4 separate regions of the Mus musculus genome follow, and regions 2, 3 and 4 are each linked to region 1. Evidence: chromatin loops called from intact Hi-C (ENCODE). Cell type or tissue: heart. All regions are shown on one strand. Region 1 holds the start of Agpat4 (1-acylglycerol-3-phosphate O-acyltransferase 4 (lysophosphatidic acid acyltransferase, delta)). Region 2 overlaps Agpat4 (1-acylglycerol-3-phosphate O-acyltransferase 4 (lysophosphatidic acid acyltransferase, delta)). Region 3 overlaps Agpat4 (1-acylglycerol-3-phosphate O-acyltransferase 4 (lysophosphatidic acid acyltransferase, delta)). Region 4 holds the start of Gm41527 (a long non-coding RNA gene).

Region 1 (8,000 bases):
GGTACTTCTCACCACTATGATAATGAACTAAAGTCCTGACACTAAGCCATTTTGGGTGCTGAGAATCGACTCTGGAAGAGCAATCAGTGTTCTTGACTGATGAGGCATCTCTCCAGGTCCTGAGCATAAAACTTAAAAAAAAATTATTTTATATATACATTATAAAGGAACTGAAAGTTAATGTTATACACCATTGAATAATTAGCATGTCTGCACTTTGATAGTGACCGCGTACAAGAGGGAGGTGTCACACAAAAGCTCTAGTTGTTCTGGATTTTGGAAACTTTAGGATTTTTAGGTTAGGGATTGTCAGCCTGAATTGTCTTCTTTGCAATAATTCTTGCTGTCATGATGGAAATAGCGCCCCATCCCCCTTAGAGTCTGAAATGAAGGAAGAGACTCTGCTGACCACTCCGCCCTCTTCCCTTTGCCTGTTCTTTGACCAAGGTGGAGCCCCTATCCACTGGAGACCTTGTGTCCATGCAGTATCACGATTGTTTACACGTCTCTTTCCCTTCTGAGATTGAGTGCTACCCCATTTGTTTTTGTGGCTTGGATTCCCAAGAGATATTTGCTGAGCTGAACTGTTAGATTATGACAGAAATGTTTATAACCCTCTGTGAATATAGACACAGGAGGCAGAGTCTAATTGCGACTCTTAAATAAAACGCCTAGAATTCAACCCACCAATACCTTCCCATCCCTCAGATAGGTTTCTAAGATCATGAGCTCTTAGCAATATTGGCTAACAGACAAGGCCTTAGCAATAGTAAGGATCAGAATTGAATCGTAATAATGAAATAAAAACATTAAATATTGAGCTTGGGGCAAGAGCTGCAATTGTCAAATTTTTAATTTCCTGCTGTTTTTACCAAAATCACTCACTGTAACTATAATCAGTGTAATGTAAATTTATGGAAGACTCAGATATTATTGTTATTGTTTGTTTGTTTGTTTGTTTGTTTGTTTGTTTGTTTTTTGAGATGGTTTTTCTGTATAATCCTGGCTGTCCTGGAACTAGTTTGTTTGTTTTTTGAGATGGTTTTTCTGTACAATCCTGGCTGTCCTGGAACTAGCTCTGTAGATCAGGCTGGTCTGAAACTCAGAGATCCATCCACCTGTCTCTGCCTTCTGAGCGCTGAGACTCCAGGCATGTTCCACAACATCCAGCAACAAGTCTCAAATTCTAAAATTAAATTTCCACCCAAAATGCCACTATGAAAAAAAAATTAACTATCTGGAAAGTATTTTTGGAAAACTCATTGATTCCCGTCAACAATAAAATCACAAAATATGGGCTGGTGAGATGGCTCAGCGGTTAAGAGCACTGGCTACTCTTCCAAAGGTCCTGAGTTCAAATCCCAGCAACCACATGGTGGCTCACAACCATCTCTAATGAAATCTGATGCCCTCTTCTGGAGTGTGGAAGACAGCTACAGTGTACTCACATATAATAAATAAATAAATCTTAAAAAAAATAAATAAAATGGTATGGTCAATGTTTAAAAAAAGTCACAAAATATAACTTGAAAAGTTATAAGAGAGAATTTTACTGGGGAGAGGGGGTGCTGAGACCATTTCTCTATGTGGCCAGAGGGGATTGAATGTTCTAGAAGCTAGAGTTAACAAGAACAAGAACTTAAATATTACATTGGATTCCAAGAACAAAAATTCGGAGTAATTTATGTTATGTGTGTGTGTGTGTGTGTGTGTGTGTGTGTGTGTGTATATGCGTGCGCGCGTGTGTACTTATGTGAGTTTATGTGCACCACATTCATGCAGGTGCCCCTGGCCAACATCAGAGAGTGATGGATTCCGTAGAGTTAAAGGCAATTGTGAGCTGCCAGGTGCCTGAAACTGAACCCTGACTTATTCAAGAGCGGTAAGCACTCTTAAACCCGGAGCCACCTCATCTCTCCAGTACTTATAGGAAACTCTTTACTAACAACTTTTATAGCCCTTGCTAGCCGTTCAAGTTAATTTTTACACCCCACAAATGGGCTTTCGGTTTGGATTCTTCCTTATGCCCTCCACCCTCACTCCATTTGGCTTTGCTCCTCTCACATTCTAGATGATCTTCAGGATGTCAAAGTCCAAACCCTTTTCCTGCTTCTTGAGTACCTTCTTCTTGGCTCCTGTCTGCAGGGCAAGCTATTTGCCGTGCTTCTGCAGCCTGGAGGAGGAACTTCTCAGTACTGCTCGCGCTAGAAAGTAGAGCGACCACGGGGCATTCTTTCTGTAAATATGTAAACATCTGCGACAGTGTCTTGAACAGCCCGTATTTGAAGGGCACTTTAGGCACCCAGAGATTGAATTCACCTTTCCAGGAATGTCACAGACCTGGCCTTTGCGCACTTCCAACACCGCCCCCCCCCCGCCCCCTTAAAGTTTCAGGACTCTGTTCGGTTAATCTGCTCAGACCCTTGCTAACTTAACAAGAGTGTAAATGTCATGTGCATGTGTGTGTTGCCTGCTTGTGCGCACTAGCATGAGTAGGCAGTCCTGGCACCCGCTGGCACCCAGCTTTGGAAGGAGAGCATCCATCCACAGGAGCTCCGGGCATCCTAGGTCTGTTGGTCCTAGTCTCGGGAACGCTGGGCGTGATCTTGGAAGGGGCTTCCGGGCTGGCGGAGTGGTGGCCAGGAGAGGTGAGCAAGGCACTAGAGTGCGCGGGCTTCAGCTTTCATCCTGTTTTCCCCCCACCCCCACCCCCAAACGAAATGGCACAGGGGACTTGGGGCGTGGGGGGGGGGGCAATTTCCAGGGCAGGAGGCCGAGGTTTCTCAGGCTGTTTGCACGGGGATGCAACAGGGCTCTTGAGCTGGGCGAGTGGCGGCAGGCCACTGGGATGGCTTTGTTATCCACGCGGGTGACTACTCGATCCCAATCCCCATCTGGCTCCAACAGGAGGCCGAGCTGGACACTTCTTTACACTCATTGGAAGGAGAGGGTGACTCATGTTACACGGGGTCCGAGCTTCCCTCCCAGTAGCTGCTAAGTCGTAGCTTTAAAAGGAAGTGACATGGGTGGGGAGAGACGTCAGCCGAGGACCACCTTTTTTTCCCTTCCCGAAGGGTCCACCCCTTTGGGTGGAGTCTCGCTTTTTCTTTCCAGTGTTGGCTGACTTACAGCTTCTCTAAAGTAGAGGCAGTTTCTGAACCTCAGGCTCCTGCCTCGCAGTTCTGGCTTGTGAGCACCAATGCAAAGAACTGCCCGGAGCGAGGTAGGTGGTGTTGGTACGATTACCAGGCACCTTCTCCTGGGGTGTGGCGTGTGATGATCGGATGCCCTTCTCTGGCAGGGGTCCCTCTGCTCGGCTGGTTTCCTAGTACTTTGGAAGGGATAGGCTCGGAGCGGGATGCTGGTGGGGTTGGAGCGAATGATGCGGGGGTGGGGGTGGGGGCAGAGGGAGGAGCACCGGGGCTCCGCGACCACTGCTTTGTGCCAGATTGTGAGGAGCTTTCTGGGGGCTCTGCGAGCAGCCCTCCCAGGGTGGAAGCATTTTCTTGGCTACCGTGAAGGTGTAGCGATGGCTCCTGTTACATATACGGGCTCTCTTTTCGTGCAACACGTTCTTCTGTCTCTGGTGTTTCTATGACAACCACAAAAATATACTCCACAAAAATACAGTCCCAATCTAAATTGATTTATTTGTATTTCCTTCCTGGGCTTGGCCTGGCTGGGCCTCGCTGGAACGCAACGTGACTCTGTAGATACCCCCTCCTCTCGTTTTCATTTTGGTTTTTCCCTATCGCAGGAGGGCTGGGGGAGGGGAGTTGTCAAGGAAACAGGCATTTGTAATCACCGCTTTATTTACTTAAATTTAAGCTTCTGGGTTCTCCATCATATGTCGGGATTTTTAAAGGGAGTTCTTTTATGTTTTTGAAGCTTTCCAGTATTAAGGGCAGCTTTTAGAAACTTAACTAATTTCTTAAGACATGATATTGAACAAACTAAGAGGGGCAGGGGGATTTAACTCTTTATAGGAGGATACTGCATTGAAATAAAGTGTTGCAAAGTACCTGATAATTCACACTGGTAAATATGTTATCAGCTGTTCAGGCTCACCCACAAGTCTAAACATGTATAAAACGAGTCTTGGCTCTATTCTGAACTTCATTTAGCCACAAATCAAAGTTCAGTTAGCATAAGAAATGCTAACTACCCAGCTGGGTCTCTAGGGTATTGTTCTGTGGTGCTCTCACCTGGATTACCCAGTGTTTACCCTCTAGTCTTTCCAAACCTGGCACGGATCTGCTCATCTGAAGTTATCACTCAGCATCTCCTACTGGGGGGAAAAAGTTATCTCAAGAGGAGGGAAACGTAGTGTGGATGTGTGCATGTGTGTCTCTGTATATCGGGGGTGGGTGGGTAAGGTTCCTTTTGAGAAAAACAATTAAGACTCCCAAGTTAGAGGTATGATATCCTTCTGGTGCAACGTAGGGAGGAAAAAACAAACCTTCAGAAGAAAACTAAGACACGAGAGGAAATTATCACCTACCCAGTAATAAGCAGAGGTGGACAAAACTTGATACAAATAATTCATTGCTTAGAAGGCAGGCCCATTAGTGGTTTTGGGTGCTGCTTATATTCAGTACCTCTGAAGCAAGCCTGATAATGGACCCTCTTCTAATGTGCATGCCCAGTACCAGAATTCCTTCCTTATTGGTACCAATATAGAGTCCTGTATTACTGAGATTATCTGTGGTAAGAATTTAAAAGGCCTCAGGTTACTTTCAGGTTATTAAAGCCCAATCATAGCTTGGAACCCTAGCCTCTTGGCTACGTGGAAGCGGGAAGAACCAGTAGTTTCTAGAATGTTCTTTATCTCACTACTGTTATTTATCTCGGTCTTAAAAACTGACCATAGTTCCAGAGATTTTAAGCATTTCAGATACAAAAGTTCTCTACAAATGGGAGCTAAAGAACAGGGCACAAAATTAGAGGGCTGGGGTTGTTGCTTGGTAGTAGAAAACTTGCCTAACGTCCCTAGAAACCCTCAAAACAAACAAATCTAACTAGAGAAAAAAATGGAGTTAAAGACAAGAGAATTAGGTGAGGGGTACAGAACATTAAAAAAACGTACTCAGAATAATGATTCAACTTTCATTTTGCCAAACTTACTTTAGCATTCTGCCGGACAAGACAATGGACTTATCGTCCGACCTTCCAAAGCATGAGAGTAGTGGGCTTGTCTCAGCATGTCACTCAGAAAGTTTCCAGACCCAAACCCAATGCAAAAAGAAAGTAGTAAATAACCAAACAGACCAGACCCCTCTCAGCTATCCAGAGAAAGAGTGACTTGTTTAACCTGTGGGAGACAGCTGGAGCTGGGTGGAAACAAAGTACCCCAAGGTGACTCAGAAGGCCAGGCTATGTCATGACTTTGACTGTAGCTTGGATGCTCGCGAGGGCAGAGAAGGAGGGAGCCATCTTAGTCATTCCAGTCCTTGCCTTAAATCATGGCTACTCAGAGAGGAGTTGGTTAAGGCCACCCTTTCTGTTCTGCTGTGTTCTGAAGGGAGGTCTGGTGGGCAGGGAAAGAGGCGTGCCTATTTCTGAGTGACTCTTGATTTACTGATGAAGTACATGGCTAAGCCTCGCTTAGTAATATTCTGCCATTTGGAGAACTCAGATGAGTCCAGTTTAGCATTGGAAAACTAGCCTTAGACTCTGAAATTCGGTTTCCAGTGAGTTCTCGAGAAAGCAAGCATTCTGCCAGGGCTGTGGGAAAGAGGGTTTCTGCTTGGGGCCGGTGTGTGTGTGTGTGTGTGTGTGTGTGTGTGTGTGTGTGTGTGTGTGTTAGTTTGTATTTTGTAGTTATTGTGTGTCCACTATGTGTCAGAACAACTCAGTTAAGCAGTTACAGTTTTAAACCACCTTGGGGGAAGGTATTAAGAGATTTCAAAGACTAGCCAATCTGTTTTTCTCTCCTAATGGCAAAATAAAAGGAAATGCCATGTGAGAATGGTTTATGTTGAACCCCCCCCCCCCCCCCCAGAATGCATTCTTGCATCGCAAAGATTTCTTGCCTATTTGCTCTTTTTTTTTCTTCTCTTCTAATGTTTTCCTAGACCCTCAGGTCTGTTAGTGTCCAGACTTCTAGCAGTCCTCACTGTCTAGCAGCTCTGCATAACTCATTTATTCATTCGTTCATTGAACAACATCAAGTCCCTTGTTATAACATTACGTGCTATGCTATGGACATGCACTACTGAAGTATCGAGCTAGCAGGGACAACGGGAGGCTCCCTTAGCCCTGGAGATAATGATAGAAACATTCACTAGCTAATGGCCTTGAATGTCGGTTTTTTTTTTTTTTTTTTTTTTTTTTTGGTCTTTCGAGACAGGGTTTCTCTGTAGCCCTGGCTGTCCTGGAACTCACTCTGTAGACCAGGCTGTCCTCGAACTCAGAAATCCGCCTGCCTCTGCCTCCCAAGTGCTGAGATTAAAGGCATGCACCACCACGCCCGGCTTGAATGTTGTTTTGACAAACAATGTTTTAATATAGATTGCACTGGGCAGTGGGGGAGAAAATGGTTAGCTGCTAACTCTCATCCCGCTTAAAGTTTTCTTGTGTTTTTCTATATTGGTTGAGCATAAGTCTGGGAAACATCTGTTAATTAATAAAACGGGAAGAAATGGGATTCTGAGTGCTGGATCCATAGGAGAACAGGGGATGCGGAGGGAGAGAGTGTCTTACCCTGCTCTTTGTGGGGACTGTGGCTCTTCCCAGCAGACACAAGATAAAGGATTTTGTTTTGCTTTGCTTTGCTTTGCTTTGCTTTGTAAGGCCTACTTACTTCTAAAGTCTATGTCTATCGGTTTACTGAATTTCTTTGGAAAAATATTCTTTGGGGTTTTCTTTTCATTATATAAGACTAGCACATATGGTGTCAGTAGAAACAAGAGTCTAGACCCCTCCCAAACCTTAGACAGTCTGTAGCAAGAGCTGCTCACCTCAGGACCACAGAGCATCCAGGAACCTCTGTGTATTTCCGGGGCTCAGAAAGTTTTCTCAGTAGACTGATCTTACTCTCTGTTATCTCCACCTTCAGCCTAGAAGTGACAAGGCAGTGTGACAAAGTTCACCAGGAAGAACACCTTCCTCTGTCTGTCTGACCTTGGGGGGAAACCAGTTATCAAGTCTTGGGTTATTTTAACCCCTGTTTTAATCCCTGATGAGATCGGCCTGAAACTAATCTGCTGTCCCTCTGCTTGGGTTAGATGCTGCCTCCCTGTCCTGAGCGTTTTTTGCTGTGGGTCTGAAAGTGAAGGAGTATCTTTGGCCTTCATGGTGCTTTGAAGCTGGCACTGAAAGTCTTGTAGGAAGTGATTCCTCCCTCAATCTTGGGAATGTGTGGTGACTCAGACACACTGATAAGACTGGCCACCATGTAGGATCTGCGAGAGTGGCAGTGGCAGAGGCCTACCTTTGCTGAGGGCTTCCTATATGTCTGTCGGTTGTTCTAAATTTTTTTAAAAATAGATTTATATTCTAGTTCTTCTTCTTTTTTTAAGATTTATTATTATTATTTTTTATGTATGAGTATACTGTTGCTGTTTTCAGACATACCAGAAGACAGCATCAGACCCAGTTACAGACGGTTGTGAGCTACCATGTGGTTTCTGGGAATTGAACTCAGGATCCTTGGAAGAGCAGCCAGTGCGCTTAACCTCTGAGCCATCTCTCCAGCTGGTTGTTCTAACTTTACACGCACTAATCTGAGTTGTGTCCTTAACAAATTTCATGTGAAAACTACCATAACTGTTCATTATACAATAAAGATTAGTAAACTACGGGACTCATCTGGAATGGTAACAAGTAGCACTGAGGTTTGAACTGTGGACTCTTGCTTTCCAGAGCCTTGCCTCCGAGCAACAGACAACTCTCTCTTATCCTGGTATGGTGACTTTTTCTCCCAGTCCCAAGTAGAGCCAAGAGCAGTGGTTCTCAACCTTCCCAATGCTGTGATCCTGTAGCACATGTTACATGTTGTC
Region 2 (8,000 bases), 59 kb after region 1:
CCTGAAGATTTAATGTATTTCATTAGTCTGAATGTAAGTTAGGATTTGCAAATGCATTTCTGACTGTGTGTTTAGACTGGAGAAGGTCAAGCCCACTCAAGAGGCTGCTGTTGTAATAACCTAGAGTCAGCATTAATCCTAAGTGTCTCTGGCTGGAGGTCACAACCTCCTTTATAATCACTGTGACTATTTGTTTATGGTAATGTTGCGCGAGCACTTGTGTTGCAGCAGGAGTCCTTGATAAATGTTTTCCTTGCAAATGAAGAAGGTCTCAAGAGGGTCAGCGTGAAACAGAGCAGCTCGGCAGAGGGTGGGGAAGTGGGTGCTGCAGGGGTCAGTAGTTAACTCCACTACAGGGCTTCAAACTAGTGTAGACCATGAGAATGCACCCAGTCAAATCTCACCAACTCTGATGCACTCATTATTCATTCAATAGACATGTTGAGCATATATTACATGCAAAGCCCTATACTAGTTGTGTAGCCCTATACTAGCTTTGCTTTGAGTAAAGCACCACAGAATGTCCTGAAGATTCATTATCTAATAGTCTAAAATAAATGTTGGGGGGTGAGGCAGGCAACACCATGAATAGATGATGGAGAATGTGTACCAGTTACCAACTACTGCATAACAAATGACCACTGCCCCTGAGTGGCTAAGAGCAAGCATTCATTCTGCCCTTGGATTCTATGAGCCTGGAATCAGAGCAGGGCCCAAGGGACACAGCTGGAGTCTGCTCCAGGATGCCTGGTTTTCACCAGTCTATAGCTCAGGAACAGGAATCAAGGGATCTCTTTGATAATGTCTGGCAGTTGATGTTGCCTGCCTGTTGGGCCCTCATCTGGGTTCTTAAAAGAGCGATTTCTCTGTGAAGCATCATCAAGATGGTGGACTTCTTAATATGGTCATCTGAGGTTCTGAAAGTGGGTGTCTGAACTCAGAGGACAGAGGACTGTTACCTTTTATGGCCTATCCTTAAAGTAGAACTTGGGGGAGGGGGGTTGGGGCAAGGTTCAAGTGCTTGCTGTCCAAGCAGAGGACCCAAGTCCTGACTCCCAAGCATTCATGTTAAATGGAGGCACAGGAGTATGAATCTATAAAATCAGAATGCTGGGATGGAGCAGAGGTACCTCCCAGGGGCTCACTGATCACTCAGTCCAGGTTTATCAAGAGACACTGCCCAAATATAAGGTAGAGGTGATAGATGAGGATCCCAGGTGCCCACCTCTGGCTTCCATGTATGACACAGGTGAATCAACACACACACACACACACACACACACACACACACACACACACTGCATACACATACACACTCACAGCTGTGTATCGCTTTCAACACTTCCTTCTGGTTACAGCCAAATTAGTTGTCCTCCCTGGTCAAGTCTGTCTCTTGTTGGTAGAATGGATGTATTCTAGAAGAGCACAGGGGATCCACAATATAGCTACTATCATTTTTGGAAAGTATAATCTATTGAGGATTGTAGGCATAAACTTCTCCAATCTATTTTAATAAGCGCTCAGTCTCTCTTCTAGCCCATCACCCACCAGAGGTAGTAGAAGAGAAAAGTGATTAGGATATCTGGGAAGTTGACCTGTTTAGCAAGAATTTTTTAAGAGCAAGCTCAATCTTCTTTGTCATCAGTTCAATGCTATAGCAAACACCAAATACGAATCCACAGCTGCAGTCCAGTCTCTTGGCAGGCAGACACCAGGCACGAACCAGCAGTTGTAGTTCAATCCTGAAGAAACCCACAAGGCTTGCCAGCCTGCCTGAGGTGAGACTGCAGAAGCAGCAAGAAGCTGCAGGAAGCTCACAAGCAGCTCCCCTAGGAGCTTCTCTCTGCTGTCACCACTAGTGGAGCTTTACAATGCTATGTAAGGCGAACCAATACCTGTGTGCCATTAGTGAGGAAAAACAGCAAGGCAGAGCAAACCAAACCAATGCTCCTGCTCCCACCATCTGTGGGGTCATATTTCTACTCCTTCATCACACATCCTTGCATGTGTCTGCTCTAGCAAGACATCCTTTCACCTGTGTGCCCCAGCAAAATGTCATTTGACATAACTGAGTTTCCAAAGGAATTAGAGGTTTCCACTTCAGAGGATGATCACTTAAAAAATATCTTTGATGATTTTTCTTGTAACAAATAGGACCTAACTCCTCTATTGGATGTAGAAAGGACTTAGTGTCTTCTATTAAGTGGTATGAATTCCAAGGGAGACCCATTAAAGCATACCTTCTGTCTCTTCTCTCTCTTCCTCTTTCTCTCTCTCTGTCTCTCTCTGTCTCTGTTTCTTTCTCTCTGTCTGTCTGTCTGTCTGTCTGTCTGTCTCTCTCTCTCTCTGTCTCTCTCTTATTTTATATGTATGATTGGCTGCACGTATGTATTGTACCGATTGTCCACAGAGTACCAAAGAGGAAATTAGACCCCCTTGAATTGGTGTTACAAACATTGTCAGATTGCACATGGGTGCTGGACCCAAACCTAGGTCCTCTGGAAGAGCAGCAAGTGCTCTTAACCACTGAGCCATCTTTCCAACCCCCTTCTCTTTCATACTCGAGGAAGCCTACTGCTAAGACCTTCACATGCACACATGCTTCAGAGAGGCCTGGAGAGGAAGGAAGTATTAAGACCTGCAGCTATTTGGCCTGTCAACCCTAGCTGACATCTTTGACCACATCTTCCCAGGAGACCCCATGACATCCCCTCACCCCGTGCTGAGCCATGCCATGTCTGCATCCTTCAGCTGCTATCAGAGATAACTGGTATTCACTGTTGCTCTGAGGCATTATGCACAGCGGTGGGCAGCTGATGTGTCCAGCCTAGCATGACAGCATAGAGGAGTGTGTCCATTCAAGGTGTGTACATGAGAGCATCAGGGCACGAGAGCATCAGGAATAGGAAAAGAACTAGGAGGGGAAATAATGGCTAAAGCCTAGGGGCAGGTTGGAGAGTGACTAGTGTCATTTAAAAAATGAGGCCTTTGGCACACAATGATCCCCGACCCTGCTTCTGCCCATAAGTCGTCCTGGGCATCACTCTGGAACGTCTTTAAAAATGCAGAGCCAGCTGGGGAGCTAGCTAAGATAATCGGCTGCTTGGACCTAAGTTTGATCCCTAAAACCCACAAGAAGATGCTGGGTGCTGGCATGTGATTGAAACGCATCACTGGGGAGGTGGAGACAGGTGGGCAGCTTACATAACCTTCTCAGCAATCCAAGGTTCCAGTGAGAGACCCTGTCTCAAACAGCAAGGGGGATAGTGGCCTGAGGCCATGACACCAGAGTGTGACTTCTGACCTCCTTGTGAATGTACACACATCTCATATACATACACATAAACACAAAATGCAGAGTTTTATGCCATTGCCCCAACCCAAGGTTCTCTACACTAGCATGGTACATGCCTACAGGGCATGTCCTGGTTTGAAAAGCCCCCCTCTGAGGTCAGAGTTCCAGGTACCTTCTAGGAAGCCTCTGCTAGTGGGCTTGAGAGGGCAGCCTTGAAGCCAGAAGGGACTTATAACAGAGACAGAAAACCCAACATTTCTCCTGGTTTTATAAATGAGTTTCTTTCTTCTGTATTCTATTTTTAACCTGAAGTGCTCTTTGAATAAAAATGAGACTTAAAAAAAAAAGTCAGTCGGCCCCTGTAATTTCCTTTCCTTCAGATACTTTAACATCTCCCTGGGGACCATAACGTTCATTAATCCAGTCCCAGGGAAAATTGTCATTTGTCATTAATGACTTCTTAACCTTCGCCTTATCTGATTAGGTGCAGAATTAAGTCTGTTGGACAAGCCTCAGTCCCTGCCCCGCCACCCAGTGCGTTATTTCCAGAAAGGACCTGAACCATCACTACTTCAGGGGAGCCAGAGCGGATCCAGGGGGCAAGATTGCTCAGTCCTGATGACTTCTTCAGCTGCCGGCTGGGTGGCCAGAAGTGTGGAGCTTCCTGCAGCAGCTGATGGAGAAATCTCTCAACTCTGTCTGTCTGGGCTTATCCCTATTGGCAGTGTAGTCACCAGCATCCTGAGCCACAAAAGTGTTGTTTTGGTGCCTTTTGTAACCCGTACGGTGGCAGGGACCAGCTGTTCTGTGCTTGTGAGTTTGGACAATCAGAATGTGTAGGATGTGTGGGTACAACACTGTGGCAGAGCACTTGCCTTGTAGGCACAAAGTATGGGTTCAATCAACAAACAGAAAAACTGACCTTCTGCAAGGCTAGAGTCCCCTGATGGCCATGTGTCAAATGGACTAGATTGCTTCAGGAACGCCTACATCCTCATTGGTTCTAAACATGGAGTCTGTATGTACTTGGCTATTAAGTGAAGGGCCCATACTTGTGGTCTACAACATCCATATGCTTGCTTTCTCCTGGGTCCAGGCCAGATCTGTTAGACACTGGGCCAAACTTCTCACAGATAATTAGGGTCTTAACACAGATATCTGGAGATAAAATGGCATGTTGTTTAAGATAAAACTCTTGAGTCTAGACGGCCTACTCCATTATATTTTGGCTTGTAAAACCCTTTCTGTAGGGTTGTTTGGCACATAGAGCTTAATTTAAAATATTAATAGTGCTCATTGAATGCATTCAGTGCAAGTGATAAAATATGTTGGCACTGGCGCTCTCCATGCTTCTCTTAGACTTCCCATAGCGGAGCAACTCCACTTGCCACCTGGGTCCTTCCTGAAGGACTGGAGTGGAATTTTTTCCCATCACCTTCTGCCCTTCCTTCCCCCGTCCATCCTTATTAGACCCTTTCATCCTCCTGCCAAGTTAACCTCTCTAGAAGTACAATTCAGCATCTTTTTCTGTCCCTCTTTCTCCATCCTCCTGCGGCTCTGGTCGTGTTGAAGGGAAACTTTTAAAGCACAAGCTTGCATTGCTCCGGGAGTCGAGAGAATATAAAATCTTTATATAGCGTTAGCACTCTGGTGGGATGGGGTAAAGAAAGTGAGGGCATAGGGATGTGACTCGGACAGTTTCTCTAGCTGGGGTGTTGGAAGTGGCCCTCATTCCCTGCTTCTCAGCCTGCTGCAACCAGTGTGGGCTGCCCTATCTATCAGCCAGGCTTTAAAAGGATCAACGTGTGTTTATTAGTGTGCATTACCACGAGTAGGCCCCGTTGCAGTAGCACCGCGTTATTTTGATTAAATCACTGGGTACGTAGCGTGGCCAAGTAGACAGCGGCTGTGGTACCAGCTGTGGTGAGGTGCCTACTTATGGTTTTTACCCTGACCATTGGCCACATTGGCCCATGCTTTAGTCACAGAAGGAACTGTGTTCATACCCAGGAGGGGAGGGTATGACTTGGAGGAATGCTGGCGAGGTAAGGGCAGGTGCTTGCTGGGCATGCTCATGGTGCTGTGTAACAGCTCTTCTATGTCTCTGGAAGCTAGATACAATGTTGCATTGTGTCAGTTACATAGGAAAGACCAAGAGGCCAGTCATTTCTCTGTAATTAGCCAACCTGAACCCTTTGAAAAACGTGGGTTGTTAAGCATGCCTGCTTCAAGCAGAGCATTTCTAACAGGCTAGTGACAAATGCTTAAAATTAATAGAGATACTATTCCCCCATGCACGCTGCGGCATGGATTTCTTTTGGGTGTCAGAAAAGGAGTCTGCATTTGCAGCAATTCTGATGTATGTTACCTTATGTGTTTTCCAGAGAGAATTCAGATATGGAATCCTGGATAATAGAAGGGAGTTATTTCTCCCTTTAAGTGATGTTCTGGTATTTATTTGAAAAAGAACAACACAGTTTCCAGTTGAACATTTGCACACTTGGCTAAAGAAAAGGTGGGGGGGGGGGCAGGCTACAAAACAGAATGTATCTTAGGCACTCTTCCATGAGAGATGGGGAAACTGAGGCAGCATGAGGGGTTAAGTAACTCGTTAGAGGTGTCACAAATAGTAGATCGTGGGGCCAGTATACAAGTAAAGAGTAATTGTGCCGCTAATTGAACCCTAGCAGGAGGGTTGCCCCGTGTCTCATCCTCTTATGGTCAGTAGTCATAAAGCAGGTTTGCCGTGGTAGCGTGACTGGCATTCGATGCTGGGTAACTTTGGTAGGAGCATTGTAGGATGCTCAGCAGCATCCCTGACCTCCACCCAACGGCGCAAGCAACACTTTCCTCAAGTGTGACAGCCTAAAATATCTCCAGACATTGCCAGAATGTCCCCAGGGAGGGGATATCGTGAGGCAAAGGACAGGATGGCTATTGGCTGAAAGCTATTACCCAGACAGAAGCCACTTGCAGATTACAACAAGAAGCCACACGGTTTAGAGTGTTTTCTTGTGTTTAGGAAACAATATATACATAATTTTTCTTACCTACCTTTCAAACTGAGAACAAGAAACACAAAGCTCTTTGATAGAAAAGGCGACTCCAGTTCCTTTATTTTTAAATAGAAGAGGTAAGAAAAACATTTTAAAATACAAAGCAAAACAACTATGCTATGTTTTGCTTGAGAAATGTCCTCTGCAGGCTCCAGGACTGGGGGTTGTTTGCCTGGTGATGGGTGGCTTACTTAATCAATATGTTACCCCTTGGTAGATTTATACCAAGGCTTTATTAGAAGATGGTGCCTTGAGAAAGCAGGTCAATGGGGAGATATTTTGTCTCCCACCCTTGTCTTTCTGTCTCCTCTGCTTCCTGTCCGTGCTGAGGGGAACAGCCTCCTCTGTCTCCTCTAAGGATACCTCCTCTAGGCTAGTGGTTCTCAACCTTCCTGATGCTGCGACCCTTTAATACAGTTCCTCATGCTGTAGTGACCCCAGCCATAAAATTATTTCTTTGCTACTTTATAAGTGTAAATTTCTGCTGTTATGAATTGTAATGTAAATACCTAATATGCTACCCCTGAAGGGGTTGCAACCCACAGGTTGAGAACCACTCCTCTGGGCACTTCCTTAGGGATGCTTACAGACCACGTCCCTTGGCGATCTTCTCCTTTCCCTGTGATCGCTGCCTCCTACCCTATAATCACGTCTCTTCCTGAGACTCCAGGTTCTAAGAGCGTAGGGACACTGTGTCTGTGTGGGGCAGTCCAGGCACCTCATGAGGCTCCTAGAGTAACAGCTCCCTATGAACCCGTGTGAGTGTTGACTCCCTGAGACACTCGGGAACTGTGGAGTCTCCAGGCTGGCTCTCAGGCTTCTGGGGGCTCACACAGTGAACTGAACATGACCTTTAATTAATCTTAGCTTTCACACCGTGTTGCTCCTGACTTCTTTGGAACCCTATGTTGTCCACACCCATGTTGTCCACACCCTCTCCCCCAACCTCCCGCCACACTCTAACCCTTTGGCTTAATTGCCCCACCCAAATCCCCATTTTGTGTGTGACATCACTTCTCTGTGCCATTCCCCACTGTTCCCTTCTTACTTTCTTTGCTCACTTCTGTGACATTCTTTATGACTCCCCCAGCTCTCAAACTCTACAAGGCTTTCCTTTCTTTTCTCTCTCATCTTTATTAAAAAATCCAATTGATGAGCAGAGTTTTGAGCCAGGGTCTTCCTTCTTATCCAGGTTGTCCTGGAACTTACCTCAAAGTCCAGGCTGGTTTCAGACTCACAGTTCTCCTGCTCCCACTTCCTGTGTTGGGGATACCCGTAGTTGGCACCACACCCAACTTTGCATTATTATTCCCAATGTTGCTCTTCAAGCAGGGACCTGACCCTCAGAATACCTTGTCTTCCTGGGTGGTCCCCACCTCCATCTTTTTCCAGCTGGCTAGAATTCTCCTAAAAACAGGCTTTGCAAGAGGTGTCAGAGTCACCTTTCAGTTTTGTGACTTATGGTATCAAGGCCTACTAAGTCAGGTTAGTTCTCAAATTCTAAGTTCTTGAATGCCCAGTGCTAGCAGCTGTCAGCCATACAGCTTTATGAAGAGAAGGTACCAGGTGAACATGCAAAAGACTGAGGTGAGTGCCAGCAACATCCTGATACTCAGGGAAGAGAGAAGCCTTTATGGCAGACCATTGCT
Region 3 (8,000 bases), 48 kb after region 1:
AGAAAGAAAAAGGGGTAAGCATATGAGAGGCCAAGGGAGAAAGAGGCTTTCCTTGTGCCAGAGTGGATGGGTGGAGGGGTGGAGGCAGCAAATTACAGTCACAAGGTTAAAACAGTTGTGCTTTGAACTGACCAGATGTTCCGCAAAAACCGTGGAAAAGAAGCTTCGAGGTGTGGCCACTTACCCGATGCTGCTCTTAGGTCCAGGGGGGATAGGCAAGGTGGTTCAGCTCAACGTACCACTTTCTCTATTTGTGTCACGTTTGCCCCTGGGGGGACTTTGGGTTACCCTACCTTACTCATCTTCCTCTTGCTTTGCATATAGAATCTTCTTGTCTGTAAGTGGGCAATATCTAGTCAAACCAGAAAAGTTTGGTCACCTTAACTGTGTTCCAAATGCAGATCCCTAGAACTGAACCAATGTCCACCATTGGACCGAGCTCCTACTCACCCGCTGGCCTTGGTAGGTGCTCTTAACTCAAAGGCGACCGATACTCTGGTAATATAGGCGCTCCAGTTTGTAACTTTTGTCTCCTGCTCCTTTTATCATGAGATTCTGCCGCTATTGATTCTCCAAAAGGTGTTTTTTGGTAGAATTCTCAAGAGATGCTTTGGTGTGACTGCTCAGAGTAAACTCGGTGTGGCCAATCGCCCCGTGCTTTATAAAGACTACCTTCTGTGCTGCATCAGCAGAAGGAAGAGTTATACAAATTCAACAGCGATGAATAAAAATGGGGTTTCAGTTTCTAGCCTAGTGTGGCCGGGTGTTACACTTGAAGGTCACTGTACCTTGCTCATCGTCCTGCAGGCTGCTGGGTGGGGAATTACTGGTGGGCCTTGGGAGGTGGGAAACCACTTTTTCACATAATTTGCATGAAAGAGTAAGGGTGTATCACACTGGGTGTTCTTTTCTTGGAATGAGAAGACAGTTTGAGAAGTAGCAATTTCCACCAAAGGCAGTTCCTTCCACAGTGAGTAGCATGGTCTCTCCCACAGGTGTGTAACACAGTCTTACTAAACGACCTGCTTCCTTATCTTCTGAGGTCTCTCTCTGACGTGTTAAACCACAGCCTCTGAGTGTTCTGAAACCCAGTGACTCCCACTCAAACCAACAGAGGATGAAGCATTTCCCTGCTCTTTCCTGATTACCTCTAACGATGCTCATCTGCAACTGAAGACTCGATACTCCAGGGCAGTGAGTTAGCTTAGGGGTGAAATCCAGAGTTGGCAACTTCTGCTATTTTGGCCCTGGACACGGTGCCCTTTCCTGTGTGATTGTGTGAATGAGCAAAGGCTGCCTATTACTCCAGGGGCCTGGTGAGCATCTCCAGTGCATGGAACACCACTGTACTGCGCAGACTCCAGTGCATGGAGCACCACTGTACTGCGCAGACTACTAACTCACCCTGAAGGTATACTTTTACTTAGCCTTTGCGGTATGGGAAGACCCGGGTTGTTTTATTGCATTCCAGAACTTTCATGTGATTGGTGATTTAACGAACTCAATGCTGTGCAGTGAGGTCTTCTCCAGCGGTTGCCATGAAACCGATTGGGACAGGAAGAACATACAGTCGCATTGCTGATTCCTTCATGTCAGAGACACGAGTAGTAGGACTTCCCATAGGGAAAAATGATTAGGGTTGAGACTGTAGTTCTGTTGACAGAATACTTTTCTAACATGCCCCCCCCCCCCCAAACCTGGGTTTCATCCCTAATGCCACACAGACCCAAGTATGGCAGCATACACCTGTACTCTCTTCACTAGGGAGGTAGAGGAAGGAAGATAGACGTTCAAGGTCATCTCTGTCTGCACTGGAAGTTTGAGGCTAGCCTAGACTACCCAAGACCCAGCCTTAGGAGAAAACAAAACAAACAAGCAAACAAAAACAAGTGACCAGGCTGGACAAGACATAGAAGGCTTCCAGAGGGGCATGTGTCTGGCCAGCCTTGGGAAAGTAGGGGAAAGCAGGTTGTCCAGCTGTTAGTGGTTTGGGCCTGAAAACCAGTGAACTCCAACCTAAGTCAGAGACTTACTGACTCACAAAACTACAGGCGGAGGCAGACTATGGCACTCCTGGCCACAGGGACCAGGAACTGGCAGATGCCACATACTATGTGACTGTGTTAAGTAGGTGCTCTGGATTCTGCCCCCTAAAGATGGCTTCTCTCCCAGAAGCCTGGCTGCCAGCAGCTGCCTGCTCTCTGTGTCCTTTTCAGCTACCAACAAAATCAAGGCTTTGTAGCATATGTGTAGCATCCATGACTCCACATCCAGAAGTGTGCTACAGGCCAGCCGCTAAAACGTCAGGGGTTTCCCAAGCCCCACCTGAATGTGGGCTGCACCATTCTATAGGCTGTGGTGCTGCTAGGCTGGAAAGAAAGGAAAACGCCAACTTAACATCACTGTTTATCACTATGGTTGCGATGCCTCAGGTGGACAATGCCCTAAACTATGGGCAGAAATAAACTCTCCCTTCCATTGATTGCTTTTGGGGGCTGGAGAGATGGCTCAGTGGTTAAGAGTAGGAGTTGCTCTTCCAAAGGTCCTGAGTTTAATTCCCCGTACCCACATGTCAGCTTACAGCTAGCTAGCTACCTGTAATTCCAACTCTAGGGGACCTGACACCCTCACACAGATACACATGTAGACAGAACACCAGTGCACTAAAAGTAAATAAGGCTTTAAGACATTAAATTGCTTTTGTCAGATATTTGTCACATGGTGAGAAACACAACTAATATAGCCGTAAATAAAACCTTTCCCCTTTGCCTGAGTCTCCCAGCCAGGGGTTGACTATTTCCCAGTACAGCTCTGTGTACCAGCCCTATGGGTAGTTACAAGTCTACAGTAATCAGGGCGAGGGTGTCTCTTAAAGTGAAGGGTATTGAACTGGTCTGAGACCTAGCCATCACATTACAGCTGATAGATGGTGATATTTAGCAGATTTACAGGTCTCAGTACAACATGGTGCTATATAAGAAGTGTGTTGGGTGGGATCAGAGGAACCCAAGGGGATACAGGGACCCCACCCTCAACCCAACTATGGCCTAGTGGGGATAGCAGTCCCCTGGCTGAGGGTCAGTGAGCATTCTAGTGTTTGAGGAGTGTGGCAGAGCTGACCACAGAGACCCTTACTGTGTGCATCAGTAGAGCAGGTGTGGAGAAGGCTGGGCCATCTTAATAGTATCCCAGGGCTATGTATCAGGTGTTGAACTGAGTACTGCTCTCTTGATAATGCCTTCATTGGGACGCTTACAATGGTCCTGGATACGTGACTATTTTGTGCAACTTCTACCTTGACAGCCAGCTGCTTAAACAGAAGGTGAACATTGTAGATCTGTGTCTCCAACTAGGGCAGACCATGATCAGTGACATGAACTACTAGAGCAAGACCCATACCTTTTACCGGGTTATCATAAGCAGGGCTAGACCTCAGGGTAAAGGAAAAGGCTTTACAACAGGGTAGTTGGCTTTGAACAGGTCCTGCTCTGAATCTTCACCTGATGCCAAACATGCTCAAACAATGGAATGACTTTGCAGTCCGTCCAGTGGACATTTAGTGAGCACCACTGTTGTCATGGACCGGCATTGTGTTTAGAAGTACTGGGCCCAGAGATGACTGTATCCATTTCTGTCTTGTGGCTATAATAGCATAAGGGGGCACGGGGAGAAGTTTGAAGAACAAGCACAATATGCGGACCGAGTCAGGAGGAGGGGAGGAAGAGGTGCAGCAAAGAGGAAGACAGACAGACAGACAGACAGACAGACAGATAGATAGTCAGAGCACTGGGTCATATACCACCTTGGGGCCAGACCTGCTGCATGTGTATCTTGGAGCTTCCACACCCGAAGCATAAGGAGCAAGAGGAAAGGATGGGTGTGTGTGTGTGTGCTGATGAAACGCAGGGTAGGAATTGGAGGAAGCAGGGCTGCAGCTGTGTGCCCTCCTGAACCCAGGAGCTGAGCTTACTGCTGAGATCCTAGGGTTGCTGCCCCAAGAGCTTCTGCCCCTTGCTTTAGTCATCTACTCATTCATTCCCACCCAACCCACAACCCCACGCTGAACTCACAGCTCTGAAAGAGACGTCGCCAACTTGTATCTGTGTCTAAACATGTCACAACCTTCTTTGTTAGGCTATGAAGGAGCCGCCTTGTCAAGTCAGGAGGGAGGGAGCCCTTGGCAGCCTCTGGAGTTTGGCTCTCCTTCAATGGCAATTTTTATTTGTTTTCTTTAATCCCTGTCAACTGGCTGCAGCACAGCAGAAAGAGGCGAGCGAGTGTGTCTGAGCCCAAACAGCTTCCAGCTCTGGGGCAGAGAACAGCTAGCGGCCCTTCGAGGGGGGAGGATGTGGAAAAGTGTTGCGTGAACAGAGGCAGATGAGGCCAGTTCACTAAGTGTGGCTGGCGGCTGGATAGGCATTGCTTATGTAGGCATCTCTACCTAGGAAGGAGAAATGGTTGTAGCTGGTGGAGTGTGCTGGGTCTTTTGGATCTGACCTACCAAACTAAGTCATGGGTTTTGTTTTGCTTTAAGTTTTGAAGCTAGGCTTTTAATTGTAGTCCAATGATGGACTCAAACATGTCACCCTCCTATCTCACCCTCCCAACTGTTGGGGTTCTAGGCATGCTCAACTACCACTTCGGGCTTGGTTTTTTTTTTTTTTTGAGTACTAGGAGAGACTATTGTGCCAGTGGTCCAAGCAAGCAGACCCCAAAAATCAGTATCCCAGGATCTACAGACTGGAATGTCTGCAAATTTAAAACACACAGTCTTAGCTTATCATAGGAATCGGAGAGGCAGACCAGCGCTCCCGCAGAGCAACCGGATCGTTAGGTGTGATGACAGAGCAAGACCTCACCAAGCCACGGCTGTTCTCCGCTCACTGGTGTGAACAGGAGCTGAGCCAGTTCAGGGGTGAAGGTGGCAGAGATGGAATGTGCTGGGAGTTCGGGGAGTTTGAGGTCCAGCCTAAATTGCCCATGGGTGTGTGTGTGTGGGGGGTGGGGGTTGGCAGACTTTCGAACACACAGAAGGGCAGAAGCCATTCACAAACTAATCAGCGTTAGAACCTTGGCAAGCAGTCGTATGTGGGAGTGGGGTCATCAGTCACCAGTTAAATAGAATAATTAGTGTCTCTTGCTAAATTGGGAAGATTCATTGTGTAATGAGCGCTAGAACTGGACTCCAGCTTGTAGAAATGAGAACTGGTTCCTTAGTCCCTTTGGAGGATTTAAATCAGTATTTACGATCACAGGAGCAGACAGGAAACAGTGTCAAGCTGGATGTAGACTTGTCTTGGTGTTGGAAACTAGTAGCTCTGTTGCCTTTATCTTGGGTCCCATCCAGCTAGGGGGAGTTAGGGGGTTGGGAGGGAGGGGGAGGGGGGAGGGGGAGGGGGAGGGGGGAGGGGGGAGGGGAAGGGCTTCTGACAACTGAGTTTGGTGCAGCACATTCTTTGCTGGCCTGACAATGGACTAAGTCTTCCATATTCTCTGAGGTGTTTCTAGTCAGACATGTTGCAGGTGGCTAGCTCCCAAGTGATGCCTAGGGAAACGTGTGAGACCAAGGAAGAGACTTCTGAATTCTGCTTATTTCAGGCAGATGTGACCTGAAGGGCCCAGGCCAGCTGGGTTGAGTTTGGTCTCCACTTCCAAAGAACCATACAGGAGCTGGGACCCTGTTAACTAGATGGGTCTCCATCCTTTCTTGTCTTACACAGGCTTCTGCCTCCTTCCGCCTGATTCTGGGTCTCTGACCCACCATCTATATCTGCATCTTGAGTTACTTCATTCATTCATTCACCAAACATTTGTTCAGGATCTGCTCAAGCCACACTCTGTTCTTGGAGACAGTAGATAAACGAGGATATACTTGGGACTTACATCCCTGTTGGAAAACCCCAAGATGTGGCCTTTTTATCTCCCTGTGGCTCAGTGGTTTCCAACTTCCCTAATGCTGAGCCCCTTCAATACAGACTCTCATGCTGTGGTAACCTACAACCATAAAGTTACCTGGATGCTACTTTATAACTGTATGTTGCTACTGTTATGAATTATAATGTAAATATCTGATGTGCAGGATATCTGATATGTGACCTCCGAAGAGGTCTTTAAATAACCATGGGTTGAGAACCACTGCCTCATAGGATAAAGGACTAATAGCTCATTAAGCTCAGACAAGGAGTTTCTCTAATTTAAGTAGCCACTGAGCTCGCTGACCATGGCCTGTCCTGCCTTGGTTTAATTCTTTCTAGCCCTGAGCTTTCAATCTCACCACTGCAGGTTCCACCACCCTCCCCCACATCCCAGCTGTGGTGCAGATGCAGATTAATGAGAGGAAACCAAGAGCCTCGGCTCCCGACTTTGGTAGAGCCATGAACACATTTGTAATTGCATTGGTGAAACCATTCCTAGGGCTGGGACCTTTGCTCTCCAATGAGTGATACCAAGCCCCTTTCTCTAGGCCTGTGGTCCACATTGCATCACAAGCTGTCAGAGACTGACATAATCCTGCAGAGGAGGAAGCTGACCTTGGGGGCAGACTTGGGTCTCTATTTCTCTTTTTTTGGGGGTGGGGGGGTGGGGGAGGGGCACTCTAACTCAAGATTGCTGGGATTACAAGTGTGAGAGCCCAGGTCTGGCTGAATCTTTGGACTTCTGCCTACTCAGTCCTTCGTCATACGGCTCTGGCAGGAGGGAGCTCCTTCCACGTGGCAAAGTTCTATTTTTTTAAAGAATGTGTCTCATCCAAGGTCAGAGTAGCATCTCTCTTCCACTGGGTGGAAGCCCAGCGTTTCCTATTTGGGCTCCATTTCCATTTTTCTCTTGGCTGTGAGTCATTTCCCCCTTGTTCCCAGGGGGCCATATGATGGTCTGGGGATTCCCTCAAGGGTGGGCCCATCCTGTAGTCAGATTGCCCAGTGCTGGGACTGACTACATCTTTCCTTCCTGTCATGAGGGATTCCTTCCTGTTCGCTGGCCACATACTTCATCCTGTCTTCTGCTTCAGTGGTTAAAAATGATGAATGAAACAAATTATGTTTTATTGTACCTCATGTAAATATTTGGGAAAGTATTATTTATTTAAGGATTCTTTAAAAGCATATCTATTTGGCTTCCTTTTGAATACATTGACTTTTCCATTTCTTTTCCTCAATTTTATTGTTCTGCACTGTAAAGAACATCTGTGTCTGGACTGATAATTAGACCCTGAAAACCTAAGTGCTGAAAGATACTTTCTTTTAAATTAAGAAACTCATTGGAAACATTTGTGTGTGTGTGTGTGTTGTTACTTTAAGTGAATTCGAATTAGACCTAGGGAGATGGGGTAGTCATGTTCCCAGGGGGCCATATGATGGCTCATTGCTTTTGTTTCAAGTTTAAGCCTGCAGATGTTGATAGTGACTACATGTGTAACCCACCAGTTCTTGAGTGTCATATTTAACAAGGAATGAATGACAATAAAGAAGTGGGTTTATGTTAGCACCTATCCTGGGATTATCATCGTGATTTCAACTTTTTATTTAAAATGTTTATTAAATTGAGAAAGAGTGAGCGTGTGTATGCATGTGTGTGTATGCATGTATATGTGCATGAGTGTGTGTCTGTGTATGTGTGCATGAATATGTGTGTGTTTGTGTGTGTGTGTATATATATGTATATGTGTACATGTGTGTGTATATATACACATATATACATATATACACACACACATATATATATATATATATACATATATATATATACATATATGGGGGAATATGTGTCTATGTGTGTGAATGTGTGTCTGTGGATAAGCATATATGTGTTTCTGTGTGAGCGTGTATATGTGTGAGCATGTGTGTCTCTGTGTGGGTTTATGTATGTGTGTGTCTGTGTGTGTGAGCATGAATGTCTGTGTCTATGTGAGCATGTGTGTGCCTGTGTGTATTTATGCATGTATGAATGTGTGTCCATGTTTGTATATGTGTGAGTGAATGTGTGAGTGAATATATGTGTGT
Region 4 (8,000 bases), 250 kb after region 1:
GCATACCCAGATATGTTATATGGGTCAGAATATTCAAATTTTAAAAATTAGAACATGGGGCTGGACAGTTGGCTCAGCAGTTAAGAGCATATGCTGCTCTTACAGAGGTCCTGTGTTTGGTTCCCAATACCCATGTACAGGAGCCCACGACTACTTATACCTCCAGCTCCAGGGGATCCGACACCCTCTTCTGGCCTCAGGCACCCATGTTAACATGCATATCCACACACATACAATTTTAAAATAAAATCTTTAACATTTAGAATGTTTGTAGTTATTAGGCATACCAGTAAAAGTATTGATTTTTATCATACTTTTTTTCTTATAAAGGACATTTAATTGAGGCTGGCTTACATGTTCCGAGTTAGTCCAGTCTCATCAAAGTGGGAACATGGTAGCATCCAGTCAGGAATTGTGCAGGAGGAGCTGAGAGTTCTACATCTTCATCTGAAGGCTGCTAGCAGAATACTGACTTTACCATACTTTTATTAATTACTGAAGCTTAAAGAATAGTGGAAGGAAAGTGTGAAACTAACCTTAATAAAAAGTTTTCCTTTTTTGTTTTTGTTTTTTAAATAGAAAAGAGAGATTTAAGGTGGCAATAAATAGGGAGTCTTCCCCTACATAGCTTAAGTAACCAGCTGGTTGGCCAAACTCTAGAGGAAGCAAATAAAATCTATGATTCGAAACATTGAGGTCACTACCTCAATCTCCAAAGGTTTGCTAGAGCAAAGCATTAGGCACCCAGTCACATACATGCTTCTCCTCTGAGTGAATTCTCCTGTCTCTCACCCACGGTCTGTATCACCTGCTTCAGACAGAGCTGACCAACGTCCAGGTTTACGGCTAGCTTTCTGTTTTGGTTTTGTTCTTTTGCTGTAATAAAACACTTAGGTCAAAAGTGACTTAGGGGAGGCGAGGTTTTATTTGGCTTACACTTCCAGGTCATTACACTTCTGGGTCATAGTTCATCACTGAAGGAAGTTGGGACAAGGATACAAGCAGGAACTGGAAGACGGCCCTCCTTGCTACTTTATCTCTAACCAGGGAACTCACAGGCAAGAAAATACAGTGGGACTTTGGAGGATGTTGCTTGGTGGTTTGCTCATGGGACCATTTGCCCAAAGAATGGTGCTACCCACAGTGAGCTGGGCCCTCCATCTCAATTAACAATCAAGTCAATTCCGTGCTGACGTACACGATTGGGCAACCCCTCAATTGAGACACCCTTGTTAGGTGATGCTCTGTCAAGGTAACAGTTAAAGCTAGGTAGAGCAGTATCTATTGCCTTTGACATTGGACTTGGGATGCTAAGAACGTATCCACAGCCTGAGGCAGAAGCTGCAAGAGGACACTTACCTGGAAGACTGGGTAGGCAGAGGCAGCATAGCCCACTATACTGGCTTCCTTGTGTTCTTGTTTTGATTTTTTTCCCTCTCTTCTTAACCCACCCTTTATCTCGGCATTAGACCTAATCCTGAAGGACCCAAACACGGAGTTCTTCTCCAAACCTTCTTCTCCTAGACTTGTCATTATTTCAAGGATTTCGAGTACCAAGCTTTCTCATCAACAGACTGACTCTCATTTCTAGCAGACTGTAGGCAGTGCCTGCTGGGGTCCAGCTCCAGGCTTCTGTTAGGATGAGCTCACTCAGCACCTGGAGAAGAGAAAGCCCAACCCTGTAGTATAACATGTGACTGTCCTGCTCCTACTTGCCCTGAAGGGTGTGGACACTAGCTGCCCTGTGGAGAACTGTGGGAGGGAGGGAAAGGAAGGAGGAAGGACCACCTGCCTGTAAAGCCCAGATACTGCAGGAATGCAGACAGCTGCAGCTGTGGCCAGCAGCTTCTCTCTCACCAGCAGAAGTGTAAATACCAGAACTGGTCATGTGCTTGCACCAACTCTAAAGGAAATGCAGGGACAAAAAGGTGGTGGCGCACGCCTTTAATCCCAGAACTCGGGAGGCAGAGGCAGGCAGGCGGATTTCTGAGTTCGAGGCCAGCCTGGTCTACAAAGTGAGTTCCAGGACAGCCAGGGCTACACAGAGAAACCCTGTCTCAAAAAGACAGGAAAAAAAAAAAAAGACAGATGCAGATACTCACAGCCAACCATCGAACTGAGCATGGGGACCCCAATGGAAGAGTTAGGGGAAGGAATGAAGGAGCTGAAGGGGATGCCAACCCCATAAGAATAACAACAGTATCAATTATCTGGACCCCTCAGAGCTCCCAGAGTCTAAACCACCAACCAAAGAGTATGCACGGGCCGGTCCCATGTAGCAGAGGACTACCTAACCTCACCTGGCATCAGTAGGAAGGGAGGCACTTGGTCCCGTTGGAGGCTTGATGCCCTGGAGAAGGGGGATGTTAGAGGGTAAGGCAAAAGTGGGTAGGTGGAAGAGCAACCTCTTAGAGACAAAGGGAGAGGGGATGGGATGGGGGGCTGTGGAAGGGAGGCTGTGGAAGGGAGGCTGGGAACGGGGATAACATTTGAAATGTAAACAAATAAAATGATTAATAAATTTAAAAAAAGAATTTACTATTAAAAAAATCAGTTGCATTAACCATGCCTCAGTGACGTCAAGCAGCAGATAGATAGGTCCATGACCTTCTAAAACTGCAAAACTTGGGTTAATACCAGCTGAGAGACCAGTCAGAATGATATTTTCTAGTTCCATCAATTTTGATGACTTCATGAACTTTGTAGGCAGATGCAACTGATTTGTAACCTGGAGTTTCCAGTAGCCTGGGCTGCAGGAAAAAAAAAAAAAAAAAAAAAAAAAAAAAGAGTGATTGGCGCCCTCTGTCGGCCACTGTGGTTATATGCTTTTGTTTTAAAAATCTCTCATTGGTCTTTCAGAACGTGTAACATTTCCAAACCATGGGTGGCTGAGGATAGTTTGTAAATGACCTAAAGAAAGGGGGGGGGGGGGAGTTGTTCTTTGACGTAGCAATAGGTTTCCTCAGCTCAGCCAGCTCCTCTCTGGGTTGGATTTAATTCAGAGTGCGTCAGAGGAAGTACCTCCAGGAACTGGGGTCTCTCAGAGGACGTGGTTTTGGGATAATGTTCTGCAAAGCCAAGCCCTTGAGGCGAGGCAACATTTCCACATTGTGTGGCCTAAACTTTTTCCCTCGTGATTTTCCACACTTTGCAAAAGGAACAAGTCTCCTCAGAGGGAGGCTCGCCACGAGATGTTGCCTGTTTGTTGACTTTGCCTATGAAATGGACGTTGCTGATGGCAAACATGATAGACAACAAAGGAACCCAGAGAGGAGCACATTCACTTTAGCAGGTGCACCTTCACATCCTGTATAGATTTGGGGACATAGGATGGAAATAGTCTGTAGTATGACTCCTCCTAGAATTTAGCTCCCATTGGACTACATTCCTGTTAACACCAGAAACAACCACCACAACCTCAAATCAAATCAAACGAAAGAACTCTGCAAGCTGAGAGCGAAACATCCAAAGGCAAATACACACCCAGGCAAGTTCGGTCATCTGCAGTCTAGAGTAGGTCACACGCCCCCTGGTGGTCCACAGTGAGCATAGTAGGCCATGGACACTGGCTTGAATTCTTCTCTTTCAGTACTTTGCTTGGGTTTGCCCCTCTGGGCTTCCAAGGGTTCAACAAACAGTGTAGGTACTTGACAAGTGCTTGGCTGAGTCTTGACACAGATGTCTAGGGTAGCAATGTGGCTGGAGTGGTCTGCAGCAGCAAGGCTCGGGAGTGAAGGGCATGGATGACGGTGATGCTCGCTGGCTGTGCGACCTGGGACAAGTTACTGACTCTGTTAGAGGCTCATCGCTCTCAGTCAGTACTTGTGAATTATAAACTTAGTACTCCCTTCATGGTTGCAGGATGACGATTAAACCAAATCATACACAGCACAGGGGCCAGCGTTATCACTGTACCCGCCCCAGAGGTCGATGTGATGGTTAAAGGGAATCCCTTAAAACCTGGGTTTTGGGGTCAGATCGTGGCTTGGCTGGTTTCCACAGGCATGGCTATGGGTGAGTTTCTGTGCCTTGACCTCCAAATTAGCAGGAAATAACAGGAAGGAGAAAACCCTGGAGAATAACTCATGACATAGCACAGCTGGTGTGTGCAACGTGGAGAACAGGTTTGCAGGATGCTGCCGTCAATATGGCTTCTCCTGGCAGAGAGCCAACAAGTCTGCCACACCTAGTAGTTCTCTCTCTCTCTCTCACACACACACACACACACACAATTTATTTTCGAGACAAGGTGTCATTGTATAGCCCTAGCTAGCCTGGAGCTTATTATATAGACCATGCTAGCTTTGAACTCACAGAGATGTGCTTTCCTCTGCCTCCTGAGTGCTGGGATTAATGACGTGCTCTGCTATACCAGGCAATTACCACTATTTTCAAGATAATGGAATGCTTAAGTTAGCCACTAATAAAATCCATATCTAGGTCACTTTACCTAGTAATGACTGTGACCTTGAAGAGCTTTTTATACCCTGGACTCCTCTTTTGGGAGTAAGAGTCCTAGTCTACGGCTTGACCTTCAAAGTGCTTGACACCAATAAGGCCACGATTCTGAAGATTTGACCTGTAGCCGGTGGGGGGGGGGGAGGAGGAATTTTAAGGGGGCCATTAAGAAAGTTAACTTATTCTTTCCCAATTTCATGCATGTGTATAGTACATCCTGGTCATGTTTGTCCCCCGCTTACCCTCTACCTATGCCCGTGAGTTCCCCTGCCACCAAGCCCCTCTCCCTCCCACTTTGACAACTTTTTGCTTTGCCTTTCTTTCCCTTTGCTTTGTGTCCCACTGTGTTCAACCAGGTCTGTCCTTGCGCATGGACAGTCCCCGCTGAAGCACCAGGGAGAGCTGGGGCCGTCATCGATCAGATGAGCAAGGAAGCTATGTAGCCACCATCTACATCTGAGCCTTGGCATGTGCTCAGGTTTCTTTCGTGCTTCTTCTTGTCTGTGTCCCCCACATACTGTGACATAAGATTTCTTTTTATCTTAATGAGTTTGAGGAGCAAGGAAAGAGAGATGGCTTGGCTTTCTTCCCCCCTGTCAGGGACTTTTTTTTTTTTTTTTTTTTGAGATGAGTGGACTTCAAGAATAACCTAGTTAAGGAAATGCTACCTCACTGGATGTCAAAGGAGTCCTGTAGGCTGATTTAGAAGGTGTCTCCTCAGAGATTATATTTTAACCACTGTGCTAACTGGGCAGCCTGTTATCTCCTTCCAGGAGGTGAGGGCCGATAAGATTCTTTCTCATTGCATGGTCTTGGGGGCTGAGGAACAAAAGCTGGGGACACACAGCTGCCGCCAGATAATTAGAACAGGTTCTGAAGGCATTTCCTAAACCAACCTGGCAAAAGCAGGATGTTACCACCAAGGGCAGGACAAACTGGTCAAAAACCTCAAGGCTGAAATTCACTCTCTCTCTCTCTCTCTCTCTCTCTCTCTCTCTCTCTCTCTCTCTCTCTCTCTCCCGTGTGTGTGTGTGTGTGTGTGTGTGTGTGTGTGTGTGTGTGAGATACTGCACACATAGAAATCACAACCTTGGGTGCCGAGTCTCTCTACCCATCTTCTCTGAGGAGACTCTTTTGAGTGCTGCTGCATGCTTCAGGCTAACTGGCCCACTGAGTTTCTGGGAATTCTTTCCTGACCTCCCATCTCATCTTAGAAGCGTCTGTGTCTGGCTTCATGTGGGTTTTAGCGATCCAAGCACACAGGCCTTTGTACTTGGGTAGCAAGTGCTTTACCCACCTTGCCATCTCCCCGGGAGCCCTGTGGTTTATGTTGAAATGACAGGTCTTATTGGGGCCCATCAGAGACCTCATGGGGAGGGAATGTCCTAGAACAACAACTCCCACTTGACAGAGCCTGGAGCAGGCGGAGGGTAGAACTCAGGTGTGAAGTCGCTGGCAGGTGTAAACCTCAGGCCAGTGACACAGGTTACCTGGCCACAGCCTCAGCCTCAGGTGGGACTGGAACCCCATCTCCCCATCTGACTAAGTTACAGTTTCTATTGCTGTGATGAAAGCCATGACTGAAAGCAACTTGGGGAGGAAAGGGTTTATTTTGCCTTATACTTCCATCACTGAGGGAAGTCAGGCCAGCCACTGAAGCAGAGATAACGGAAGAATGCTGCTTACCGGTTTGCTCCCCCTGGCTTGCTCAGCCTGCTTTTATTTTATACCTCAGGACCACCAGCCTAGGGTTGGCACCACCTCCCAGTGGGTGGGGATCACCTACATCAATCATTAATCAAGAGAACACCCCACAGGTTTGCGTACAGGCCAATCTTATGGAGATATTTTCTCAGTTAAGATTTTCTCTTCCAGCCCCCAGGATTCAGGAGGCTAAAGTAGGATTCACTGTGTGGAAGCCTCCAGGCATTTACCCTCGTTCACAGCTGAGCAACACACTCCCCCCCACCCCCCCACCCCACTGCTGCCCATTTTCTTCCCTCACAGGATATGAAACCCTGTGGCACCATAGCCATGTGAATGTGCTCTGTGCTGCTCTGTTCTGGCTGTCACGGTAGAGAATAATACAGTCACAGGACCTTTAGGAGGCAATATGATGTACAAAATAACACAGCAGAATTAAGTGTAGTCTAGAATTTTGTTGGAGGTGCACTGTTGCCAAAATTCCTTCATGGGGTGGGGGGAGACATAAACAATGATTCCTCTTCCTCCCCCTTCTCCTCTTGGTGTCCCAACACTAAAACCAAAGCATGATTCCACTGAAGTTCACTCTGGGGGGAATGAATGAATTTATTGGGCTTCTTTATAGAACACAGAGGAGGGGTTACAGGAGTGTGGGTGTTTCTCCTTCAAGAGGCCAGAAACTATTTACCCAGTGGGATGACAGATTTCCCATAGTCACACAGATGGAGACCTCCATTCCCTACCCTTCCCCCGTCTATGTACTCTTGCCCTTCCCAAAGACCATGTGGTTTTAGGCTACAGTTGCATACAGCCGGTTGTTGGGAGCAGCTGGATACTGAGTTGAGGGTCTCATGACCCTCCCTGACCTTCCATAAGGGGATGGAACATCGCACAAGCCCTGCTGGGATAACCAGCTAAACTCTGCAAGGTGCCTGTTGCTTCACTTGGAGGACAGTCACAGTCACACACAATAGTCACAGATTCCTCCTGCATTAATTATTTTTTTCTCATCACAGGGAAAAATCCAGACAAAAACAGCTTGAAAGAAGAATTTATTTCAACTGAGCAGCCTTCTGCTGAATAGACCCCTGTCTGGGCCAGTGAAAATGCCAGGTAGTTTGCTCATAACTGTGGCCTACGTGGAACATGGCGACCTGCTGGCACAAGCCAAGGCTCACCTTCAAAAGGTTCTACAACCTCCCAAGACAGTGCCACCAAGTGGGGACTAGTGTTTAAAATCATGAGTCTGTGAGGGATGTTTCAAACCTTTAAAATCACTCAAAAAACAACAAAAAACCACCACCAACAACAAAAAACAGATAAAAAGTTTTGTAAGCATACAGTTCTGATAACATTCTTATGGTGACTGGTTAAGGAGGAAGGCCAAAATAAGACTTTAAGTGGAAGGCAACTTATAGTGGCATAGCAAAGCCATCATGTATCTGGTGAAATCTGGTTTTATTTTCCCCAAAGTCTTTTGGAAGGAAAAAAAAAACTGCTTGTTACTGACTTTTTGTATTGCTTCTAATTTATTAAACTGGGCTGGCGGGTTCAAAAAAGGGGAGGTAAGGCCAGTGGTGGGTATGAGGAGAGGAGAAGGCTGGCTGACAAAATATCAGGGTGTGCTCACACTCAGGTGCCCCCATCTGTCTGCTGTGTGGGGCACTCCTGGAGAGACATGACCGTTGTCAATTCATTCCCACAGGGCACACATCACAGGCCAAGGAAACTAATTCCAACTGAATCTAGCTGGGAGAACCAACTACCAAAGGTTGCCTCCTCACAGGAACTCCCCTGACACTCTCACCCCAGGTGCAGGCGGCTCTACCGAGGCTCTA

What was found. Hi-C counts contacts between places; a loop is a spot of excess contacts. Peaks named below come from ENCODE experiments on the same cell type or tissue, not always from the same donor. Only the 100,000 strongest peaks of a DNase experiment are listed, where the experiment ranks them.
Region 2: it touches region 1 in a loop (2.2-fold over the local background); 13 of 42 quality-filtered maps call a loop at or near these places.
Region 3: it touches region 1 in a loop (2.6-fold over the local background); 14 of 42 quality-filtered maps call a loop at or near these places.
Region 4: a loop joins it to region 1, with 4 times the contacts of the local background. A loop is called at or near these places in 4 of 42 quality-filtered maps.

The regions. Positions count from the first base shown.
Region 1 is chr17:12,116,193-12,124,192 of GRCm38, forward strand. It overlaps Agpat4 (1-acylglycerol-3-phosphate O-acyltransferase 4 (lysophosphatidic acid acyltransferase, delta)), which reads left to right and starts at 3,092. Exons shown (of 9, transcript NM_026644.2): 1 at 3,092-3,223. In heart, no CTCF peak of the experiment used is centred here; a DNase peak (open chromatin) is centred at 3,029; H3K4me3 peaks cover 2,905 bases; H3K27ac peaks cover 3,068 bases.
Region 2 is chr17:12,175,623-12,183,622 of GRCm38, forward strand. All of the region lies in intron 2 of Agpat4 (1-acylglycerol-3-phosphate O-acyltransferase 4 (lysophosphatidic acid acyltransferase, delta)), which reads left to right. Among named protein-coding and RNA genes, the nearest start is that of Agpat4, 60 kb to the left of the region's middle. In heart, no CTCF peak of the experiment used is centred here; a DNase peak (open chromatin) is centred at 3,959; H3K27ac peaks cover 890 bases.
Region 3 is chr17:12,164,520-12,172,519 of GRCm38, forward strand. The region is part of intron 2 of Agpat4 (1-acylglycerol-3-phosphate O-acyltransferase 4 (lysophosphatidic acid acyltransferase, delta)); the gene reads left to right. Among named protein-coding and RNA genes, the nearest start is that of Agpat4, 49 kb to the left of the region's middle. In heart, a CTCF peak has its summit at 6,780; DNase peaks (open chromatin) are centred at 4,282 and 6,832; H3K27ac peaks cover 1,666 bases.
Region 4 is chr17:12,368,706-12,376,705 of GRCm38, forward strand. It overlaps Gm41527 (a long non-coding RNA gene), which reads right to left and starts at 1,641. Exons shown (of 2, transcript XR_876413.1): 1 at 1,360-1,641. In heart, CTCF peaks have their summits at 2,816 (motif pointing left) and 3,530 (motif pointing left); a DNase peak (open chromatin) is centred at 3,536; H3K27ac peaks cover 267 bases.